2 separate regions of the Homo sapiens genome follow, and region 1 is linked to region 2. The links are chromatin loops, found by intact Hi-C in ENCODE. Cell type or tissue: adrenal gland. All regions are shown on one strand. Links, peaks and the distances in the headings refer to the core of each region. The heading gives the core; the rest is flanking DNA.

Region 1 (8,320 bases), core at 92-8,091, 180 kb before region 2:
ATACTTCTCCTCTCTCAACCTCATGTCCTCATCTGGGAAATAGGCTAGTAACCCCCATCTTGTTGGTGGGGATTCAAGGAGCTGACACAGTTAGGCCTCCTGCAAAGGGCTGCCAGGGACTGTGGTCGTTGCTCTAGATCAGCTCTTTGTAAATGTGACGGAATCGATAAGTGCTGTTTCCCTGCATGAATATAGAGAGGGCAGGGAGGGCCTGAGCTTGGGAGACAGCAAGGGAGCTGTGGGAGAGCAGAGAATGAGACAGGATGGGATGCGAAACTGCAGAAGGGGCGGCGGCTCCCCAGGTTGTGTGTGGCCTGGGCCCTAGTTTGTCTGAGTAGGAGCTCGCTTCTCCCCATGGGGCCTTCCTCATGGATTGCCTGTCCCTTTCAGCTTTTCAGCTTTGCTTTCTGTTCTGACCTTCCCTATTCCCCATGGGCTGAACTTGGCCTTTTTTTTTTTTTTTTTTTGAGACAACTTGTTGCTATATTGCCCACGCTGGTCTTGAACTTCTAGGTTCAAGTAATCCTCCTGCTTCAGCCTCCCAAAGTGTTGGAATTACAGGCATGAGCCACCATGCCTGGCCTGTATTTGACTTTAAGAGGGCTCTGAAGAGGCAGGGGTGCTGTCTAGCCCAGAAGGGAGCACTGCTGAAGCTGGGGCGCCTGCAGGCTCTGTGGTTCTCTGAGAATGGAGTGATCCTGGAACTGTATCCAGGGCTTTCCTTAGTAGGTGAGACCCCTGGCCTCCCTGCCCTCCCCTCACTCAATATTTTGGGCACGGATACATCCAGACCACCACTGATGCCACTGAAGACCACTGTTCAATCCTGTGATAAAAGAATGCAAACCATTTCACAATTTTGCTTGTTTCCTCTCCTGTTCTTCTTTTTTGTCTTTTGTCTTTTTTCTTGTGATCTCCATAAGTTTCCTTTCCTTTTTTTCAGTCTGGCTGACGGCTGTGTTTCTTTGAAATTTGCTAATTTAACACCTTCAATTTCTATGCTACTATTCCCATTTTCCCCTCCTCCTACATAGTAGACTCTCCCTGATCAGTATTTCCCATTGCTATTGCTTTCAAATCTTTTTGTTAACTTAGATGATTTTTTTTTTGAGATGGAGTTTTGCCCTTGTCACCCAGGCTGGAGTGCGGTGGCATGATCTGGGCTCACTGCAAACTCTGCCTCCCAGGTTCAAGCGATTCTCGTGCCTCAGCCTCCTGAGTAGCTGGGGCTCCTGTGTAGCATGGGTGTGTGCTACCATGCCCGGCTTATTTTGTATTTTTAGTAGAGATGGGGTTTCACCATGTTGGCCAGGCTGGTCTCAAATTCCTGACCTCAAGTGATCCACCCGCCTCGGCCACCCAAAGTGCTGGGATTACAGGCATGAGCCACCGCGCCCAGCCTTAGATGATCTTTTTAGAAAACACCATCTCTCTGATGTAGAGATGGTTCTTGGAGTCATGTGGTTCTCTTCATGGTTGCTTCATTTACTGCTGCCAACATAAACTCAAATTAGATTTAATAAGTCATATTAAAATTTTCAATAGGATCCCTCCTTACAGCAAATTTCTAGCAATCTATCTCTCTAAACTTATCTGCATCAATGTAAAAAGAAATTTCTGGAAATGGTGGTTATTTATTAATGATGGCTTAATTTCTGAAATTGAGGTTTATTTTATTGTGTTTTGCTTTTCACTTTCTTCTGTGTGCTTTCCTGTGTTACTTGAATTCTTTAAAATCAGCAGGTAGCATTTATACAAATACGAAACATCAAGAGTAAAAAAGAAAAGGACAGGCACCAAGTAGAAATCTTTTCAATAAGACAGTTTATTGATATAATATTTCACCGAGTAAATACTCATTAATGTCAAAAGCTGGTTGAGTAAAGGGAATTTCATGTAGTTCGATGTATTACAATGTATCAAACCTTCATAATAACTGCTTAAGGCAGGTGTCATCAGACCCATTTTACAGATGAGGCCACTGAGGCTCGGAGAAGTTGATTGACCTAGCTGAGACCACACTGCTAGGAACTGGAGAAGAGATGGAAGGCTGTTCTGCCTGCTGCCAGAGGCCACACCCTCAACCTCTGCCCAGCCCTGCCTTGGGAGTCCACAAGTGCCTTCTGACTGCTAACCCTGCAGGGGTTTGCTAAGGTAGCCACACAAAGGTTGAAGCTTCTTGAAATGGATGAAACGGTTGGGGCCGAGGCTTTGTCTTCCCTTGCAGGGGACTCAGCTGTGTGAGGCAGGAGTGGGTGAGGCAGAACAGCTGAGAAGACATATAGGCGTGGGGTTGGGGCCAGCAGATGATGGGAGGGACCTAAAGGGGAGAGGAAGAGGAGAAACCAGAGACACGGGTGCCACCAAAGTTCCTCCAGTGTCCCTTCTGCATCCATCTTGCACCCCCAGACTGGCAACCTCCTCAGAGCCTCTGAGGTTGGAGAGGCCTCGTGGGGGTGCCCCAGCTACTATCTCCTTCTATGTCCAGCTACCAGGCATGGAGCAGGAAGGGGTGGGTGCATAGGTCAGGGGGCCCTCCGCAAGGCCTCACTTACCCTCCTGCTGGGCATGTCCAGCCCCCTGCCCAGAGCTCCCAGCCTCATCACTCAGGGCCAGGTGGAGGCCATGTAGGGTGCAGGGAGAGCTTACAAAGCCAATAAATCCCCCAAGGCAATTACAGTGATGAGCGAGGCATAAACAAGGCGCTTTACCTGCCGCAGCCAACCCTCCCCTGCACACACGTGCGCATGCACACACACGGGAACACACACACACACACATACACACGCACACATGCTGGAGTCAGCCCATTTGCAGGGTAATGGCTTTGCGACAGCAGAAATTATCTGCAGCATTAGAGGCAGCCTGGCCAGGCAGGGCAAGCTGGGGGCGGGGCCTCAGGATGAACCTGGGGGATACTAAGAGAGGAAGCAGGTGCCCGCAGGCTAGGGTCTGGGCCCCTGGAAACACTGCAGGGCTGGGGGGAGTGGGTGCAGGCTGCAAAGGGCTTGGTGAGGGCCAGACCAAGTGGAGGGTCCCTGCCCACCCCTGCCCACAGCTCTTTCCCTTTCGACTTCCAAGGCCTGTAAGTGGGCAGATAACTGGGAGCAGCGGTGTCTCAGGACCTGAAATCATAGCTGAGCAGCCACTTGCTCCTGTCCTGGCCTGAAAGCCACGTCCTTTTCCCTAGCCCCAGGGAGGCCACACTTGGTGGCCTAGAGAGAGGGGCATGGGGTGATTAAGGAATGAAAGGGAGCCCCCGAAAGGAGGATGCGTGTTGCGGGGGTGGTGAGGGGGTGGCAGGGTTTGCCTTAGCTGATTGTTTCCCTCCGTGACTGTCATGGGAATCAGGTCTGGGCTGCCCAGCAGTTCTGGGGAGGAGGGGGCTCCAGAGGAAGGACCTCCTCCTTCCCCAGGTCAGGAAACTGAAAAGAGCCACCACCTGGATCTTCGGAAGAGACCTCTGGCTGCCCGTTTTAGGCCAAGGACAGGAGGGCTAATCTTCCCCTACACCCCTTTAGCCAGCTAGCATTGGTAGGGGCAGCAAAACCAATAAAGAGAGTGGGGCAAGCTGGGCTCCCAGGCCTATGGGACTTTGAGGTTCACAGTGATGTGGGGGTGGCAACAGTCCCAGGGGTCCTTAGCATCCTGCCCCAGGGCTTGGCTAGACCTGGCATCTGCGGTGGGGGTGCTCGCTGGGGAATCATGCCTGTCAGCCTGACAATAAAGCTGGGCTCTGTGACTCTGGCAGCAACGGAGCATCCTGCCCACCTGCGGGCACACCCAGATTGCATTTGCTGAAATAAATTGCTGGAGAAAATAAATCCCACACACATGATTAATGGGAGGCAGGGAGGCAGGCAGCCAGCATGAGGAGCCACTGGGGACAGAGTGACAGTTGGGCACAAAGCCAGCACAGCCACGGGGCCTCCGGGAAAGGGCTGTAGCAACTGTATGGCTACCAGGGTCACTGTGGTCCCTGCCACTGCCACTGCACAGGGGACCTGACCGCGCAGGCTGACAAGGCCCCTGGGGACTCAGGCTGGCCCCCAGCTTGGCTCTGCATCACTGCAGGTGGTGTGGAGGGGCCGATCCTGGGCTTGCTACTGTGACCTGGGCCGGACCACGCCTCCTGGGGACTGGGGACCCCACGGACCAGAGCAGGGAAGAAATCAAGCCAGGATGTTGGCAAGAGGGGTGGGGGTGAGGGGTAAGGACTTCCCAGCTGGCCAGCTGTGAGTCCTTGAGCAAACTACCTCCTGTCTCTGAGCCTCCATCTCCCCATCTGCTCAATGGAGCTAATACCAGGGCCTCCCTCAGAAGGTTGTTGAGGGGCTCAGCTCAGGCCACCCAGCCAAAGCAGCTGCTAGGGTGCTGGGCACACAGGGGGCTGTCCCAGATGACAAAGGTGTGCTCAGCATCTATGACATGCCCATGCTGCACTGAGAACTGGGGCACAGTCCCTGCCCTCATGGAGCTAATAGCCTGGTGGTAGACAAATGGTAAAAAAGTAATAATAGTAAGGACTGGCCGGGTGTGGTGGCTCACGCCTGTAATTCCAGCACTTTGGGAGGCTGAGGCGGGTGGATCACGAGGTCAGGAGATCGAGACCATCCTGGCTAACATGGCGAAACCCCATTTCTACTAAAAATACAAAACATTTAGCCAGGCTACTCGGGAGGCTGAGGCAGGAGAATGGCGTGAACCCGGGAGGCGGAGCTTGCAGTGAGTCAAGATTGCACCACTGCACTCCAGCCTGGGTGACAGAGCAAGACTCTGTCTCAAAAAAAAAAAAAAACCACCAAAAAAAAAAGTAAGGACTACGTAAGTCATCTCAAATGCACACGGCGCTGTGTAGGAGAAGCCTTGAGTGCTGGGGACAGGGGAAGGGGCTTGCTTACACTCTGGAGGTCAGGGCAGGCTTCCTGGGGGAGAGGGCACTGAACACAAGTGAATTTATGGCAAAAATCCAATAGTTTGATTTTGGTGAGTCTGTTGAGAAACAGTCTCATTCATTGCTTTTAGGAGAGTCACAGTGAGAGTTGACAATGCCTACACAAATACCTACCCACAGTACACACACTCTTATTCTCCTTTTAATTTTTATTTTCTCTTAAATGAGACAGGGCCTCATTCTGTCACCTAGGCTGGAGTGCAATAGCGTGGCCACGGCTCACTGTAGCCTTGACCTCCTGGGCTCAAGTGATCCTCCTTCCTCAGCCTCCTGAGTAGCTGGGACCACAGGCGTTTGCCACCATATCCAGCTAAGTTTTAAAATTTTTTATAGAGAAGAGGTCTAGCTGTGTTGTCCAGGCTGGTCTTGAACTCCTGAGCTCAAGAATCCTCATGCCTCGGCCTCCCAAAGTGTCATGCCATCGCACCTGGTCTCACGCATTCTTATTCTTTAGTACTCCCACTTCAGAGCATTTTGTCCTACAGATATGTAGAAAAACACAGTTATAAAATGACAGATGTACAAAGATGTTCACTGCAACATTGACAGAAAGAACAAAAAAGAAAAGTAGCAACAACTCAGGTAGTGATGGAGGAAGGACTCAGTTGAATAAACCGTGTACGAGACTGGGAATGATGACTCATGCCCGTCATCCCAGCATTTTGGGAGGCTGAGGTGGGAACTGCTTGGGGCCAGGAGTTTTGAGACCAGCCTGGGCAAGATGGCGAGATCCCCATATCTGCAAAAAAAACAAAAAAATTTTTTTTTTAATTAGCTAGGCATTGGCTGGCTGCGGTGGCTTATGCCTGTAATCCCAGAAACTTGGGAGGCTGAGGCAGGTGGATCACTTGAGGTCAGGAATTCGAGATCAGCCTGGCCAACATGGTGAAACCCCGTCTCTACTAAAAATACAAAAATTAGCCAGGCATGGTGGTGCACGACTGTAATCCCAGCTACTCAGGAGGCGGAGGCACCAGAATTGCTTGAACCCGGGAGGCGGAGGTTGCAGTAAGCCAAGATTGTGCCACTGCACTCCAACCTGGGTGAAAGAGGAAGACTCTGTCTCAAAAATAAAAATAAAAGTAAATAAATAGGCTGGGCATGGTGGCATGCACCTGTAATCCTACGTACTCAGGAGGCTGAAGTATCACTTGAACCCAGGAATTTGAAGTTGCAGCGAGTTATGATTGTACCACTGCACTCTAGTCTGGGTGACAGAGAGAGATGAAATACTATACAGCTGTGAAAAAAGAATGAGGAATCTATTGCTGTGGAAAGAACGTCAAGATAGATTAAGTGAAAACAAAATGAGGAACAGTGTACTCAAATGAGGAACATTCTACTTTTTGTGTGAGAAAGGACAAAAAGAAAAGCACATAATTTGTTTTAGACTACACACAGAATTAAAGTAGCCCCCTGGGGTTATGGGGTGGAAGAGGAAACCAGGTACATGGGAATGGGAGTGGAACTTTGAATTGCTTTGATTTTTTAATTATATGGGTGTATTATCCACAGAAAAAAAAATGTAAAGATATTTCAGGGACTTTGTTTCTTTCTGGAGGGCAGAGGGCACATGACTGGAGGTGCTGGGGTAGGGAGCTGGTTCAGGGATAAACCTCAACCTGAGGTGGCCTGGCAGTGCCGAATGAATATCAAAGTATCAAAGTGCCAGATGAGTCCAAACAAACCATGTTTAGGAACAGTTGGTCCATGGAACCTTCAGGAAGCGATGGAGGCTCAGAGAGAAGAGGGTGTGCAGCAGGTGTGGCCCTACCGGGCCCCAGACTTGGCCCTCCGCCCACACTAAGGCCAAGGACTCGGAGGGTAGGGACTGAGGGAGTGACCAGAAAAGCTGACCGTGGATGGAGGTGCAGCGGCACTGGGAAGCGAGTCTCTGGTGGGACACCTGTCACTCACCCAGTGTGGCTGTGGGTGTGTGTGTGAGCTGGTTGGGGGGCAGGGGTCTGTGGTCAGGGCAAGAAGCACTGGGAGGTCAGGAGAGATAAACGATCACCTTGCGGGGACATGCTGGTTCCCCGCTGAACCACTGAACTGCTGGATTCTGAGCCACAAGGCCTGAGGCCCGAAGACCCTCCCCACCTCTACCCTGAGGAAGCCCCTCCTCCCCACCTGCCAGGCTGGAGGGTCCCAGGGCCCACCTGGGTGAGCAGGTGTGGGGGTGCCTCCTGGTGGCGCTCAGTGAGAGTCACAGGCCTCGAAGGACTAGGAAGTCCTGGGCAGCCCTGGGCCAAATTCCAGGACCCCACAAGGGCTGGGAGCTAGATAAAACCAAAGGGTCCAAGCCGGGAGATTTAGGGAGAGATCTTGGGGCAAGTGAAGGAAAATCTCAGTGGCTGTGGATGCCCCAGTACCCATCTCCCCATGAAAAGCCCAACCCTCCTCCCTCAGCCTACCCAGCAGGACACAGCCTCTCTGCCTCGGAGGTTTCTGGGGCTCAGGGAGGTGAGCCTTCTGCTTTTCCTGACTTCCCATTATCTTTCCACTCTGCCCCCCTCCTTCTCCAAAGCTGCCTTTCCTGTTTCCAAATCACCCCCTCTCTGTTCAAGCTGCGCACCAGGCAGCTTTGCCCACGTGTGCAATCCCAAGTGAGCACAGTGCAGGGTCCGCTACCAACGCCGCAGCCTCCTTGTTCAACAGTTATTAAGCAATTCACAGGGGCAACAGCACAGCGGGACACCAGGTGGGGGCCGTCTGCAGCGGGCAGCTCCGTGAGCTGAGCAGGGCAGGGGCTAGCACTGCAGGGGAAGGGGGTCCTGATGAGGAGGGGCTAGGGCTGCAGGGGAAGGGGTCCTCTACTCCCAAGTACATGGGGCCCTAGGCCTGGTTTTGGGGGGTCTCCCTCACCTGACAGCTGTGCCTGAGCATCTCCACTCTGGGAGGCTCCCAGTCCTTCCCCCATGTGTGTGCACATGTGGGGAGACACTGGCTGGGGATGGCTGTCCTGTCAGAAGTGGCTCAGGCGAATGTGCTGGGCCTCCAACCATAGGGGCAACACCCTTCCCTGGGCAGCCTGCTTCTGGAGGAGAGGGGTCCTCAGAGCAGAGGGCATCTGAACCAGGCTTCTGTGGGCCTCATTCAGTGCTTACCCACACCACTTCCACGGAGCCTCACAGTGTACCCATTTTGCAGATGCGGCAATTGAGATGTGGATAGGTGGATGGCTTGGCAAGGTGAGTCAGGACTCTCAGGTCTGGGCAAGAGCCGCTGGGGAGAATGGAAGAAAAAGGAGGTGCAGGGACTTGTTTTCAGTATCATCTTGTTTACACAGACATGGCTGGGCCTAGAGAAATAATAAGATGAATGATGATTTGTGGGGTTCGCTGAACCGTTAGCCCATGGCAGTCC
Region 2 (8,320 bases), core at 52-8,051:
GGTGCTTGGCTGGGCAGACACTTGTGACTGGGGGCAGGTCACGGTGACCAGGCCCAAGCAGGCCCTGATGGCTTCAAACCCAGCAGAGCTTGAAGTGTCAGAAAATAAATCCACTGAGGTCAGCTGAAGCCATCAGTTCTTGTGAACAGATTGAATCTGCCGAGTGACCGAGCCCCTAAAATACAGCCTGTCTCTGCCCCTGGGCCGGGGTGGGACCCAGAGCCGACCCATCAGCATCCACTGCTCCCGCTGACCCGAGGGTCCTCTGGGGTCCTGGTCCCAGGATGCTCGGGCCCTGCATGGGGGAAGCTCAGCCTGGGGCGCTGTGACAGGCATCCCAGAGCAAGCCCAGCTGTCCACCCCACAGGCTGCCACCTCCCTGCAGGCCCAGGCCTAGGCCCCCGGCCAAGTCCGCTTCTTTCCCACACTGGCCAGAGGCTGACAGCTAGTTCTGGACTCCACATGTGGGGATGGAGGCTGCGGAGTGTTCCCTGGGACAGGAAACCACATGGGACCCTGTCTCTCCTCCAGGACCCCAGCCTGACAGGAGGTCTCAGTAGCCCCTCAGCTCCAGGGCACTCTGTCCTTGAGCGAGTGTGAGCAGGAGACAGCGGCTCAAACTCAAGAGGCTCAGGGTGCCCCCTCCTAGGTGCTGCCTGGGGTCGGCCTCCTCTCCCACCCTCTGGCAGAGGAGGAGCAGCCCCCGTCCACCCAGCCATGTCCAGAGCAGGCAGGAACGGTGGGGGCCTGTGCTTGCACGTGGAGGTCACAGGTCTGGGGCTAGTGTGCTCCTGGGAGCAGGGGAGGCCGGGGCTGGGCCCTCCTTACCTGCATGGGCCGGGAGCACATGTTGGTGAGCACCTCCTTGCGGGCCAGTGAGTACTTGTCATCTCCAAATGTTTGGGTCAGGCTTTTCTAGAAGCAAATCCCAGAAACCTATGTGACGTGTGGTCCAGCTCGGGCAGAGACTCTGGGCCCTGTCATCCGCTGAGCACCTCATGCCCGGCTCTGGGGGGAGGAGTTGCCTGTGGGGCTCAGCCCTGCTCAGAGGGGATGGGTGGGGAGAGGGGGCAGCCGCCCACACCCTGTGGCCCACACTTCCATGTTTTTGCTGGCTGGCCTGGACTCACTGGGCTCCAGCTCTCTGGCCTGGGGCACCTGCCTTCCCCTCCCAGGGTTGGGCCTGGGTGAGATGTCTCCCTCCTCCAGGACCACAGCCAAGGCCCTGGGTTTCTTAGCTTTGCCCCAGGCAGGGAGCACCTGAAAGTACCCACCAGGAACATTCCCGGGATTCCTACAATTCCAGCCCCGACTCTGAAAGCCTCTGGGCCCAAGACCAGCCCTTTCTGGCCACAGGACCCCTGCCCTCTGCTAGGCCTCCAGGGTCCCCCCGCTTGGCACAGTCCTGGTGAAGGGGCAGGTCCCACTGTCAGGGCCCCTGTGACTCAGAGGGGCCCTTTCTCCCAGGGCCTCCTTCCCTACAGGAGAGACCTGGCTGAAGGGGAGGGACTCTGGGGGGAAGCAGAGGCCGCTGGACCACCCCACCTTCCAGGTCTTTCTCTTCTTTCCCCCAAGCAGGGCCTCCCCCGAATCCTGCCCACCACTCACATTGAGGGCTCCTGCGGAGCTGAAGTCCACGGGCAGCCCCATCTGGTCGCAGAATTCCACCAGGTCACTGAGCATCCTTGTTTGGGGCGGGGGGTGCCGGCGCAGCAGGGCCTGCTCGGGGAAGGCGCGGTGGATCTTGTGGGCCACTGCCATGTTGGCCAAGAGCATGAACTCCTCCACGAGCCTGCAGAGGGTGGGTGGGATGGGAGGGACCGCTGGGGTTTGGGGACAGGTGCGCAGGCTTTCCCACGCTGCAGCCGGCCTGGCTCTCTATCAATCACCCTTCAGGTCTCAGCTTAAAGACAACCTCCCAGCTACCTCATCTCATGTGTTCCGCCAAGTCCCTGTCTTGCCCAGCACCCCCATGGTCTCCCTGCACCAGTTGGTCTACACCGCCTTCTCCTCTGACTGGTTAGCTCCTGTGCTGGCTCTCCCAGAGGGGGACCCTGGAGAGCAGGGAAGCACCCATCTATTAAATAATTCACTGCAGCAGCCCCAGAGCTCAGCAGCCCACCCAATCCAGAGAAGGCACCGAGGAAAGATCTCTGCTGAATGACAGGATGCCTGGAACACTCGGGCAGCCCAGGCTGTAAGAGGGCACCATGCTCGCCCAGGGCATGGGAACCCTGGGGCCCCAGCTCAGCCCCTGCTCTGAGGGCTCCCTGAGGCATGTGGCAGTGGTGAGTGGACCAAGGACCCCACAGTCCCAGGAGTGCTGGGCTCCCTTCTCCTCTGGGGACGGTGCCTTGTTGGAGGGAAGCCTCCCAACAGGGTCTCTGAGGGTAGACAGGACAGTCTGAGGCAGCAGGAGGGAAGCCCTCACCAGAGGACAGGGCAGGAGTGGGGATGGGGTGAGACCCCAGAGTCACCCTTTCAGGGGCTGCTGCTCTGGCTTTGCAGCACTTGGGTGTCTGTCATTAGACTCAACAGTCACTGTGAATGGATGTGGCTCCCCACAGAAGGACTGAGCAGGCCAAGGTCCCAGACTGAAGGAGCGGGGACCGATAGGCGATGTGGGACATGAACCAGGCAAAGGCTGGGGGGCTGGTATCACACAGCACTGAGGTCAGCACCACTGACCCTACCACCAAATCTGGGGCAGGAGGCCACGCACTTCTTTTTCCCGCCTTTGGTGGGACAAGAAGATCACACATGTGCACAAGAGCTGGAGCCTGTTGTGATGGGCCAGCCTTGGGCATGTCCTCATGCCTTGGTGACCAGGACCCTCTTCATGGGGAAAGCCGCCCCCTCAGGGAGACATGGGGCTATCGGGGCCTTGACCAGCCTGGGGGGACTCTGCCTTCCCTGCCTTTCCCCAGCCTTCATGCCCAGCCCTGAGCTTTCCCCTTGAGTGAGAGAGATCAGGGAGGAAGCTCCCGCAGGCCTGGCTGCAGCCAGAACCCTGCCATCAACTTCCCTTCCTGGAGGTGTGAGTAGTGCTGCGGGTGAGCCTCGTCATCTGGCCATGCTCGTGGAAAGAAAGCCAGCCACCGAGAGAGAGAGCCCTGGCATATAGAGCCCCTCCTCCACCCAGGGTGGGCCTGCCAGGGCAGACGTGTGGCTGTGCTCTGCCAGGATGTCCTGAGAGCATATCTGCCTCCCCAGGGAGCCTGAGATGCAGAGGAAGAAGGGCTGGGAAATGCCCCAGGAGGGCAGGCACCACCTGGAGAGGAGGGAAGCCAGCCCAGCACCCCTAGCGCCTCCCCTGGGGACTAGTGGGGACTTTTTTGGGCTGGCTCATGGCACACAGTAAGGCAGGTGACAGCTGGGATGTGTGACCACAAGGATCAAGCTTCAGCCTGCCCTTCTACCACACAGGACACCCAGCAGGTAAAAGGAGGAGCATCCATGTTGCCCTCTGGGTGGCAGTAACGGCCTGTGATGTGCCACCCCACCTCCCAGCCCTAATCTGTGCTTGTGCCCACCACTTCCTGCCAAAAACCCTGTGTTCAAGCCCTTAACCCACTACAAGTCTCCCAAGCCCAGGTTTGACTCTCAGCTCCACAACTTTCTTGCCGTGGGATTCTGAACAAATCACAGAGCCCTCCCCATCCTCTGTCTCAAATGCAGGACAGGGGTCACAATGGCACCTGCTCAGGGCTGTCATGGACGCAGAGAAAACAGGTTCTGCACTGGCAGGCCCTCTGCCTGATGCATTGAAAGCCCTCAGGACGCAGGCACTGTTCTCCTGTTGCCCCACCTGCCCCCCACATGGCCAGCTGGGGGTCTCCTCAATATGCCCTGTGATTTTCATCCCTGCCATCAATCTGTGTTCCTCAATTCTTTTGAAGCCTCCCTGAAAAGCAGGCTGCAGTCCCCCACATGAACACTGACTGTTCTAGGCTCACCTGTATCACTGTCTGGTGCCATTAGACTGTTCTTATTCGGATTTCATAATAAGATATTGTGAACCCAAGAGGAATCAAAATTCCTGCTTGAAAAATAATCTGATACTGGTCAGGCCATCAGCACGGAAATACTTCAGATGCACACAATCATGCGTACTTTTGCCCTCTCACTCCATAAAAACTACTATGTGCCAGGCACGGTTCTGGACTTTTCTCCCCATGCAGTCGGACAATCCTCCTGGGCAGGAGCATCCAGGCAATTCTGTGGTGCCTGCTTTCCCCTCCAGCCCAGCTGCAGGCTTGCCGGAAGAGGGACAAGTGTAGCCTTAGGCCCGACCCTGGGCTGCATTTTGCAGTGTGGCCAGCAGGAGGCAGCATGACCCCATAGCGGGCAGCACTGAGGCTGCAGGCTAAGGAGGCCACCAGGCGGGCAGGGTGAAAGAGCAGGGCTGTGTGAGGTGGCCCCTGGTTACTCCTCTGTGCCCATGCCCCACCCTCTATGGGTTTAGGAATTGAATATCTGGGGGCCTCTCAGGGCTGAGCCAGGCTCCTGCTCTCAGTTCCTGCAGGCGCTCTCCACATCCCTTCTCATGGTTTTCAGTAAACACGAGGACAAGGACAGGAGGGAGGGGACAGGGAGAGGGTGGGGCCGCTGTGGAAGCCCCTGCCAAGACCACAGACCTCAGGCAAGCTGCTTCCCTGGCAACTCCGCTACCTGCTCTCCCTGGACCCCCAGCACAGTCCCAGGAGTCACCTCTGCCCTCGACAGTGAACAAGTGCACTCTTGGTGACCTTGAACGTGAAGCCTGGTGAGGCTATGGAGGAGAGGCCCACCTTGCCAGGGCCCTTGGTGTGGCTGAGTCTCTGCTTCCCTTGCCGTCTCAGCCTCTCCCTCCCTCCTGGGGCTGGGAGTCAGGACAGCACCTGTGGAGCTCTGGCCCAACTAGTTAGGCCACATTAAGCAGGGACCCAGACAAAGGTCAAGGGCACTGAGGAGGGAGCTAGCACCACAGAAAGTCCACTTCCCAGGTGCAGCCTTGGCCATGATGTTTGAGGACAGCTGCAGGGGCTGTTTGGTGCCCTCATGTCCTTCTGATGCTGCAAGTAGCAGATGGGGGCAGAGTGAACAGGTAGGCTATGAGTAGGAGTGAATGAAGGTGGGGCTGACCCCTGGCTCTGGCGGTGGCACCCTGGGGTGGCTGGAAGGTGGGTCCCCAGTGGAGTTTGGGGACAGAAAGGTGCAGGCCAAGCCCAGCTGCCAGCAGCCAGAGTTGCACCGAGTTCAGTATTCGCCATTGCAAATGGGACCTGGCACCACGGGTCAGAGAACTGAGCTGGACGGTGCAGGGTGGGTGGGGTAGGGAAGGTGGGAGTCAGGGCTCTCATCTGCGGCCAGCACAGGCTCCACAGTCCCCCACCCTGTCAATTCCCTGGTGGGCCAGCAGGTGGCGCCCAGCCTCTTTCTCCCCAAGGTCCTGGGATGGGGAGGCTCCAGCTTAGAGCCTAGGCGCTCCTATGGGAACCCAGGGCCAGAGATGACCCGGTCAGCAGGGCCCTCTCCCCTGACCTCCTCCCTCCCTCTCCTGGGGAGCTGTGCTAGGTGCACAGCCTAGGCAGCCAAACCTCCGAAACGCCCCCAAGCTATCCTGGGTGGTCAGGTTGAGCCGCTCCACACTCTGGGCCACGGGAGCCCCGAAGGGCGCAGAGTGGGCACTGGGGCTGCTGGACGGGAGGGCGCCCTGCCCCCTGCCCTGGCCTCATACCTTCCTCCTCTGATGTGGGCACTGGCCCTAGTGTCACCCCACTCCTCCCAGCACCAGGGGCACAGGCGTGAGATCACTGGGCCCTGCGGGGGATGGGGCGCTGGAGCTCAGGGACTGCCTGACAACTGCTTTCCGAGGGGCTGGGAATGGCTGCCAGCCAGCATCACCTTCCAGAACAGCAAGCTAAGGCCTCGGAGACGGGGGCCTTGGATCCAGGCCTGGCATCAGCCAAGCGTCTGGAACCTGCACCACCAGGGCCCCACCACTCTGGAGGTCTGGGGTGGGGCTGTGCTGTGACAGTGGCTGCAGGGCCAGGACCCCAGCTCCTCGGCACTCACTCCCAGCACCTCTCCTCCCTGGTTCTGGGCCTCCCTGGGGCAGGAGGGGGTGGGGAGGGGGAGGCTCAGGTATGAGGCTCAGCGAGCCCCTCACAAACTGTGGCAGACAGCAGAGAAAGGCCACCAGCCCCCCGCACACGGTACACACTCCCCACAGCAAGGGTGACACTGGTAGAGACAGAGGTTCCCACAGTGCACAAACGTTCCTCTAAAGAAAAAGCAACAACATCAATATATGAAACGCAGGGCTCTTCATGCGTTTACGACAGGGCGTCCTTCACCCTGAAGGTGCCGGCGAGCATCAAGACTGCAGAGCCAGCCACTGGGTGCCGCATTCCTGCTGGCTCAGGTGGGACCTGTTTCTGTCGCATCTTAAAGGACGATGCTGGGAAAGGCTGCTCTCACCCTGGCAGGGCTCAGAGGTGATGAGATGAGAAAGGGGTAAAGCGATCTGCTCTTCAGAGGAAGCCTGCCTTCCCTGACCATCGAGGAACTGGATCTGAGTATTTCTCTGCTCAGCTGAAAGGCTGGGGCTGGGTTTTGATAGTCAGGGATCCAGGGCATCTGTGGCCAGGAAGGTCCTGTCTGGCAGGTGGTAGGGGTTGGGGGGTGTCCCTCCCCTCTCCTGGCCCTGCCATGGAGACAAGGGGCTTCTCCTCAGTGGCTTGCATGGAATGCCAGCCCTACCACTCACTTGCTTCTTAAGCTCATGTAATCTCAATTTGTTTCCCTGTAAAACAGGGAAGCAATGTTCAAGTTCCTGGCCTCGAATAAATAAGACATTATTATTACACATCTTATGATGTGACTGGCCTGGGTGCCCCAACTCTAGGACTTGGGCAAAAAACACAGTAAAAGCAACATTTCTAGAAGTTTCTTCTGCCTCCCCTACCCTCACCACAAAGCCACCCTCTGGCAAGGAGGCCAGAGGTGTCCCATTTCAGATCCATGCACCTGATAAAGTGCTGACAAACTCACCTCACCCCTTCCTCACACAGGACACTCAGAGAGTGGCCTTGGAAATGAGCGGGAGCCGGGGCAGAGGGGCAGGACCAGTGCCCAAAGCTGAAAATTAGTCCATTTTCAAAGGCCAAAGGCAAATGTGGGACAGAAACAGCCTCTTCTGCCCTCAGCCACCAGGGCCCTTGTCACGCTCTGTGGGAGGCTCCTGCTAATGGAATGAGGCCACTCACAGAGCTTGTTCAATTAGCTCTTGCTGAAAACTGCTAACGTGGCTTTGATAAGAATTGCTCCCAGCCAATTTCAGCCTCATTTCTTCTGCAGACCAAATTTTCCACACTTGGGCACACGCTGCCTGTAAGCTCCAGAGCCCTGGGCTCTGCCGAGGCCATGAAGGCAGCTGCTGGGCCTGTCTCAGAAGCTGTGTACCCAACCATGGCCTCTTCTCCATGGCTGGGCAACCCATGGGGTGCAGGTGATGGCCACCTTTACGTAGAACCTGCTGTGTTCTTAGCAGCTGGAAATTGAGTGTAGTGTGGTGGAAACCGCAGAGCCCTGGGAGGCAGGGGTCTACGGAGCACTGAATTGCAGGCTGCTGGGGAGGGAAAGTGGAAGAGATCTTGGTGGCAGCTCTGTTCCAGGCCAGGCCGGGTGGGGCTGGGTGCCTGGGAGCTGGAAAGTGGAGGCCTGGAGAAAGGGAGCCGCAGGCAGAGCACCTTGCCTGGGTCGGGGAGGGGGATGGGGAGAAAGTGCAGCTGCTTGACTGATGGACCCCCACCCACAGCTGGCCATGCACCCTGCTGCCAGTCTCCAGCAGAGGGTGCCGTGGCCTCTGGGTGGCCCACCAGTCACAGCTCGGGCCTCTCGCTGACCCCTCTCCTCCTGCGCGCACTGCAACCTCCTGAATGCATTGGACGTTCCCATGAAACCACAGAGAAATGAATGGGGCCCAGTTCACAGGCATGGAAAAGCCCAGAGGAGAAGGCCTCTGGAGCCAAACATCATATGCCTGCAGGGGAGGCCAGAGCCAGGTTTCCTAGGCTGGGAGGCTCAGTCCATGGCAGGGCCTTTCTATAGGTGAGTGGGCGGGCCCCTGCTGTAGCCAGACACATTCTGCACCTGTTTTTCTAGCTCCAAAGGAAGGAAGTCCCCAGAGGCTAGATGGCCACATTTGGGCCCTCAGGCCTTGCCAAAGGGAGCCCCAGTGGCCGTAATGGGGAGCGAAAGGAGACTTGCTGGGAGCTGGGGCCGGGCTGACAGTGCAGAAGGCCCTTGTCAGCATAAAGCCAGCCCAGAAGCCTCA

Evidence for each region. A loop is a pair of places that touch in the nucleus more often than their neighbours do. Peaks named below come from ENCODE experiments on the same cell type or tissue, not always from the same donor. Only the 100,000 strongest peaks of a DNase experiment are listed, where the experiment ranks them.
Region 1: it touches region 2 in a loop (2.3-fold over the local background); 14 of 110 quality-filtered maps call a loop at or near these places.

Annotation. Positions count from the first base shown.
Region 1 is chr2:232,507,262-232,515,581 of GRCh38, reverse strand. No RefSeq gene overlaps it. Among named protein-coding and RNA genes, the nearest start is that of PRSS56, 9.0 kb to the left of the region's middle. In adrenal gland, for the core only: no CTCF peak of the experiment used is centred there; DNase peaks (open chromatin) are centred at 2,751, 3,303 and 3,886; H3K27ac peaks cover 756 bases.
Region 2 is chr2:232,323,285-232,331,604 of GRCh38, reverse strand. DIS3L2 (DIS3 like 3'-5' exoribonuclease 2) reads right to left here. Exons shown (of 21, transcript NM_152383.5): 15 at 1,609-1,792; 16 at 829-915. Among named protein-coding and RNA genes, the nearest start is that of ALPP, 51 kb to the left of the region's middle. RefSeq lists enhancers at 1,057-2,030, 3,125-3,174, 3,245-3,514. In adrenal gland, for the core only: CTCF peaks have their summits at 4,112, 4,327 (motif pointing right) and 5,406 (motif pointing right); DNase peaks (open chromatin) are centred at 4,284, 5,465, 5,666 and 6,581.